Regions from separate parts of the Homo sapiens genome. Here region 1 is linked to region 2. Evidence: chromatin contacts called from ENCODE Hi-C or POLR2A ChIA-PET data. All regions are on one chromosome and are shown on one strand. The core of a region is the stretch at or near the end of the contact, and the rest is flanking DNA. Distances in the headings are between cores, read along the strand shown. Region 1 has its middle 180 kb from the start of AIPL1. Region 2 overlaps LOC339166 (a long non-coding RNA gene).

Region 1 (3,412 bases), core at 611-3,110, 420 kb after region 2:
TCTTGGGAACCCAGGGATCTCCCCAGCTCCCAGCTCCCAGGTAGAGAAGCCATCACTGTACATGGGAAAAAAATAAAAAAGAACACTCAGCACTAAAAGCCTAGGTTCTATCTCTGATTACCTTCATGCCATTAGTAAGTCATTTATTCTCTCTAAGCTTGTTTCCTCATCTAAAAAAAGAGAAACAAAAATACTTAACCTATCTCTACTATGGAAGTTTTCTGCAGATAGAATGAGCCAGTGGATATGAACAGACTTTGTGTCAGTCAACCTTTGCTGTATAACAAACAACCACAAAAAAATCCCAGAGTCAATAAGCATGTATTTACTTCACGTATCTGGGGGTTGGTGAAGACTTGTCTGATCTAGGCTAGACTGGCTGAGTGGCTTTGCTTTAGGCTATGGGTTTGGTTAGAATGGGTTCCTTGCCATACATTGGGCTCTGGTGTGTTCCTTGTATGTTTATCCTGGAGCCTGGGATACAGGGGAAGCATCTGCTGGTGAGAAGCTCTTCTCGTGGCGATGGCAGAGGTGCAAGCGGGTGAGCCCAGCTGCACAAGCACATTTCACGTCCTTGTTTGCGTCATGTATGTTAATCTTCCAAAGTAGGTCACATAGCCAAGCCCCAAGCCAAGGAGTAAGCAAAAAAACTCCCATGTATGTGGAGAAGAGGGAGGGAACGTTTTTAAACAATAATACCACCTCCTTGTTCCATACATACATAAGAAAGGACTGTTGCTTATCATTATTTTTTCAACACCAGTAAGGACAGAGATGTCAAATATCCCGTTTTTCATCTATTGTTTTGGCCTCACAGCAACTGGTCTGGCTGTAGTTAATCAATCCAACTGACCATCAATCCACTGGACAAATTGACTTTTCGGTTGTGTCCAATGAAGTTGATTTCCACAGGTGCATTGGGCCCCCTGAGTCCTCTCTGTGCTACGTGATGGGTTAGAAAGTAGCCAACTTTGGCCGGGCACGGTGGCTCACCCCTGTAATCCCCGCACTTTGGGAGGCCGAGGTGGGCGGATCAAGAGGTTAGGGAGCAGCCTGACCAACGTGGTGAAACCCCATCTCTACTAAAAATACAAAAATTAGCTTGGCGTGGTGACACGTGCCTGTAATCCCAGCTACTCAGGAGGCTGAGGCAGGAGAATCGCTGGAACCCAGGAGGCGGAGGTTGTAGTGAGCTGAGATCGCACCACTGCACTCTAGCCTGGGCGACAAAGCAAGACTCTGTCTCAAAAAAAAAAAAAAAAAGGAAAGAAAGAAAGTAGCTAACTTTAGCTACCTACCTCTTTGCCAAAGGTAGGGTACTCCAGGGAGCTTCCTTTCTTATTCCTGATTTCTCCCAGTTCAACGTCCTCAGGCTAGAAGCTACATACATAATAACCACCGACATGTATGCAGACCTTTACTGATAGCCAAGTGCTTTTATAGATGTAATCCATTTTGCATCCCTAAGATAGCCCCTCATCATGCCCATTTCACAGATAAGAACCCCCTGGGTCACATCAATAGGGAGTGGGAGACCCAGGATTTGAACCTCTCCTGCCTGATTCTGGGGCTTGGGATCGCCCCTCCCCCAGTCCAAAGAGGGGTTTCCTGCCCTCCAAGTCTTGATCTCCTCCTGCCTGACTTCACAGCACTCCCCAATGTAATGTCAGCTCCGTGTGACGGCCTATCTACCACATCCACAATGGTTTAATTTCTGCCGTTTATGTGAAAAGAAATTACTCACTAAAATTTAATTTGGTAAATTTCAGTCTTTGTAAGCAGTGAATTCAATGACGACACAGTTCAGCAAGTCAGCAGTTACTCAGGCAATTTCCGAGCCACCAGCCCCCAACCCTAATAACAAAGAAGGCCCAGCCTCTCAGCCTGTTTTAAATTCACATTCCTTCATTATTATGTCAAGGGAAGTCATTATGGGACTGAAGAAAATGCTTCCTGTCTAGAAAAGTAAAACGCAGTCTTGTGCGGCGGATTAGCGTGTTCTGTCGGGTATTAAATGGGGAACTCTCGAGGAGCATGATTTCTGAATTACGTGGTTTGATGATTATTTAACCACGTTGGCTGGTGATAACTATTTATCTAGTCCAGAGCAACGCAGTTCAATAGGCCTGTCCTTACGTCCCCCTTGGAGGCTGCTGCCAGGAACCTGGCTCCCAGAATTTTCTGGGGAAGGGCAGTGAGGGGGTGGGGAGGTGACGGGAGATGAAGGCAAGTTTCTCAGGTTGGCACTGATGCCTGGAATCTGCACATATTTGCCTACTTTGACTGGACGCTGGTAGATTTCCTGCAACTGATACGCGTGTGTGTGTGTGTGTGTGTGTGTGTGTGTGTGTAAAAGACAGAGAGAGACAGAGAGAGAGATTGAGAGATTCAAGCTAGGCATGTTAATCAGGTTGTTTAAGCCAATGGGGCTATGGGCTTTCAAGGCAGGAACAATATTCTGTTTACCTTTGCACCTCCAGTGCCGAGCACAGTGCCTGACACTTATGTATAACCATGATTTTGAGGCTGATTGTCAAAAACACGAGTTAGGTTGCAGACTCCAATGATGGTAGATGCAGCTGGCCCCCAGGATGGGAGCTTCACCTTGACTTCTGTCTGTTAAATTTACTGCTGCATCCTCAGCTCCAAGGCCAGTGCCTGGCAAAGAGATAGTGCTCAGTAAATACTTGCTGCATTTTGTCTGAATTTGCATCGAGGTGTGGAAGGTAAGAAGAGTTGCTAGGACGAAAGAAACCGGGGCATCTTTTGGGAAAGGGGCCAGGATAGAGGAGCAGATGGGGGCTGAAATACAGGGTGGAAAAGTTGTTTTGTCTGAAGAAGAGCAGGCTCGGGGTCAGGACCATGCCTTTCCACCTCTGAATGCCACCCTGGAGCAGGACTGGCCCCATCCTGGGTGGCCTGCAGGGAGAGGAGGCTGTTGCTGGTAGGCACATTTTGAGGTGGGGGGAAAGGAAAAAGTTTGTAAGAGAGCTGTCCAGAGAAGGCATGACTTTCCCTTAAGAGTTAGCGAGTCTCCAGGTGTCAGGAGAGGCTTGACTTTGGGAGAATGTTGGAGTGGAAAGTGTAACAGAGGGATGTCTGGTCTTTTGGCTTCCCTGGGTCACACTGTAAGAAGAATCATTTTGGGCTGCACATGTCGTATATTAACACTGACGATAGCTGATGAGCTAAAAAAAATCACACAAAAAAGAAATCACAAAAAAAATCTCATAATGGGCCTGATGCAGTGGCTCATGCCTGTAATCTCAGCACTTTGGGAGGCCAAGGTGGGCGGATCACGAGGTCAGGAGTTTGAGACCAGCCTGGCCAACATGATGAAACGGCATCTCTGTATTTTGTAAAAATACAAAAAATTAGCTGGGCATGGTGGCGGGCGCCTGTAATCCCAGCT
Region 2 (3,448 bases), core at 451-2,950:
AGAAGCAATCACACCACAGGAGGTTATTCTTTACCTTTTTGGTAGCTGACTGAAAAACCAAAGATTTTACATTTTGTCAAGATAATTCCTGTGTTGCCTTTATTAGGTTTCTTGATTACTTAGGAAAACTGAGCTGTAAATGGGTTAAGGGTTTTATATTCATGTAACTTTCTGTATGGCCCCTGAGGTCTTTTGATTGTCACACTGGTTAAATAAATAACTATTATTTTACAAAGACAATGACCTGTAATTTTGTTTTGTTCCAATGTTTTGAAACTTCTGACATATTTGACGTATTTTCCAAGGGTGAAAATCCTAAATTAAGTCTTTTTGGATTAAATATTAGGTTGGTGCAAAAGTAATTGCAGTTTTAATTGCAGTTTTTGATCTAATATATGTATTTGGTGAATTATATGGAAAACAATGACAATAAATGATACTAATCTTCCTTCAGTTACATCTATGGGTATGTTGTTGATATAAATGTTCCAAAAAGTATGTAAATTATAAAAACCCAATATGTTATCAGTCATAATTTTGATTATGTTAATTTTTTCTAAAATTATATGGCTATGTTATTAATATGAGTATTCTAAAGATTACATAAAATTTATAAAAGTCTAATGGTCCTGATATGACACTGTCAGTCATAGTTGTGGTTGTTATCTTAAAATGCTACATGCAATGGAAATAACTAAATTTCTTTGTCAATTGGGAATTTTCATCAGATTTAACCTATGGCTATTCAAAGTTTTTGTGATCATAGCTTTTTTTTTTCTTTAAATTGAGACAGAGTCTCACCCTGTCACCCAGGGTGGAGTGCAGTGGTGCAGTCTCAGCTCTCAGCAACCTCCATCTGCCAGGTTTATGCGATTCTCCTGTTTCAGCCTCCCGAGTAGCTAGGATTATAGGCGTGCACCACCTCGCCTGGCTAATTTTTTGTATTTTTAGTAGACACAGGATTTTGCCACGTTGCCCAGGCAGGTCACGAACTCCTGAGCTCAAGTGATCCACCCGCCTCGGCCTCCCAAAGTGCTGGGATTACAGGCCAGAGCTATTGTTTTGAAATCTTCTCTAGAAACATTTGCAATCAGCTATACTCCAAAACTGCTTTCCATGGAAGAGACTCTAACAAGTCCTTTTGAATACAGATTTCCGATAACTTTAAGAATAATAGACTAAATAAAAACTTCCATAAAAAGTTGTACATCAAGATCACTAACCCAACATCAAACAAAACAAGAATTACACGGGACTGCACTCATAGAGGACTAAAATGATTTTTATGACTTTTAAAAAAATTGCTAATTCTTTTTATATTCTGTTTTCCAACGTCAAAAAGTTTTCCTTCTTTTGAGCCACCTTACAACAATTGGGTAAAGTATGCTTTTGTGAACAAAATTAAGACACTTATTTTCTCTTTACCCAAATTCTCCAGAATATGGAAACTATTCCTCAACAGCTAAGGCCAAAATAATATCACCCAGCAACTGTATGTGATTCATTATTCAGGAAAACAGCACATAGCCTTGTGTCATGTTCTGCCCCATGTTGCTAACAACCTGCCTGCAATAACAAGGTTCTTTCTTTGCATTGAGAGATGAGACTTCCTGGGAATGAGCCTTCTCAGTGCCTAGGGATAAAGAATGTCTATCACTCTAACCTAAGTGGAGATTTATCATCAGTGCTTCCACATGAAGATTTTTGATCAAAAAGGGGAAATGATAACTTACAGGTCACCTTTGGCAGGCTTCCAAATTAACCACCTGGGAAAGGTCTTATGATTCATGGCTTACATCCTGTCTCTGAGTAACAAATCTTTTTTTTTTTTTTCGAGACAGAGTCCTGCTCTGTCGCCCAGGCTGGAGTGCAGTGGCGCGATCTCGGCTCACTGCAAGCTCCATCTCCCAGGTTCACGCCATTCTCCTGCCTCAGCCTCCTGAGTAGCTGGGACTACAGGTGCCCGCCACCACGCCCGGCTAAGTTTTTGTATTTTCAGTAGAGACGGGGTTTCACCTTGTTAGCCAGGATGGTCTCGATCTCCTGACCTCATGATCCACCCGCCTCGGCCTCCCAGAGTGCTGGGATTACAGGCGTGAGCCACCGCGCCTGGCCCCTCTGAGTAACAAATCTTATTGTGAGTCCCTCAAATCTTATTGTGAGTTCCTCAAATTTTTGATGTACTGATTAATATGTAACCTATTAACACTGAAACGGACACTGATTTGTTTCTGATGCATGAAGTTTTGCTGATTGTCTTGCTGTAGGACATTTTGGCCAGTATGCTGTAAACTGTAGCCGATGATTGTAACCTCTGAATTGAACCCACCAATAAAAAAGAGCAACTCTGATATGAGAAGACCCCCTCCCTTCTCCTAAACGTTCTTATAATGGCATTCCAACTTGTAACAGACTTTGGAACACACCTAAATTCGTTGGTGTGTCTTCCCAGGTTGATGCTCACATTTGACTTCTGCTAAAGCTTTTTCAATTTATTTCAGCCTCAAGAGCCTTAATTTTGATCAACAGTGTATAGATTTATTTTAAGGAATAGGTGCATGAATAATGGAAGTTGGCAAGCCTAAAATTCACAGGATAGGCCATCCTGCTGGAGACCCAGGAAAGAGCCACAGTTGCAGTTCTTGTCTGAAACCATCTGCTGGCAGAATTCCCTCTTGCTTGGGGGAGAGCAATCTTTTGTTTTATTCAGGCTGTCAGGTGATTGGATGAGGCCCACCGACTCATGGAGGGCACTCTACCCAAAGTCCACCAATTTAAATGTCAAACTCATCCAAAAACACCCACACAGAAACATCCAGAATAATGTTTGACCAAATACCTGGGCACCATGGCCCAGCCAAGTGGACACACAAAATTAACCATCATAGCTCCCTTGATGGGGGACTGAGGTAGGCTTTTGGATCAAGGAGGGGATGTTTTACACCTCAGTGAGGCTTTGCCCTCCACTTGGGACCCTGGATTCTGTTTGTGAAAGGTCCTGATTGAAGACAGGAGAAGGAGTGGTAACCACAGACTGAGGGTGGGGGATCGCAGACTACACGGCTGTGTCCACAATATCAGGTTCCAAAGGTGGGAAATAAGAGATAACACTAGGATGGCCGGGCGTGGTGGCTCATGCCCGTAATCCCAGCACTTTGGGAGGCCGAGGGGAGCAGATCACGAGGTCAAGAGATTGAGACCATCCTGGCCAACATGGTGAAACCCCGTCTCTACAAAAAATACAAAAATTAGCTGGGCGTGGTGGCTCACGCCTGTAGTCCCAGCTACTCGGGAGGCTGAGGCAGGAGAATTGCCTGAACCTGGGAGGTGGAGTGAGCCGAGATCCTGCCACTGCACTCCAGCCTGGCAACAGAGTGAGACTCCGTCTCAAAAAAAAAAAGAAAAAAGATATTAACACTAGAACTAATGACAAATACCTGAATAGTGC

Evidence for each region. A loop is a pair of places that touch in the nucleus more often than their neighbours do. ChIA-PET counts read pairs that join two places held with the same protein, here RNA polymerase II (POLR2A). Pooled maps may share reads with other maps.
Region 1: a loop to region 2 is called in a map of endothelial cell of umbilical vein, with 8 times the contacts of the local background. The contact joins two enhancer-like sites. A Hi-C loop is called at or near these places in 1 of 168 maps with a recorded cell type or tissue (endothelial cell of umbilical vein) and 2 of 50 pooled maps. POLR2A ChIA-PET finds 5 or more read pairs at or near these places in 1 of 52 experiments (T-cell).

What each region holds. Positions count from the first base shown.
Region 1 is chr17:6,255,616-6,259,027 of GRCh38, forward strand. No RefSeq gene overlaps it. Among named protein-coding and RNA genes, the nearest start is that of AIPL1, 180 kb to the right of the region's middle. Within about 2 kb of position 1,861, at least 2 of the 41 ENCODE cell types and tissues checked have a DNase peak (open chromatin) inside an H3K27ac peak, as active enhancers do; they include endothelial cell of umbilical vein, where a contact is called at or near this core.
Region 2 is chr17:5,833,176-5,836,623 of GRCh38, forward strand. The region is part of intron 1 of LOC339166 (a long non-coding RNA gene); the gene reads left to right. Among named protein-coding and RNA genes, the nearest start is that of WSCD1, 240 kb to the right of the region's middle. Within about 2 kb of position 1,701, at least 5 of the 41 ENCODE cell types and tissues checked have a DNase peak (open chromatin) inside an H3K27ac peak, as active enhancers do; they include endothelial cell of umbilical vein, where a contact is called at or near this core.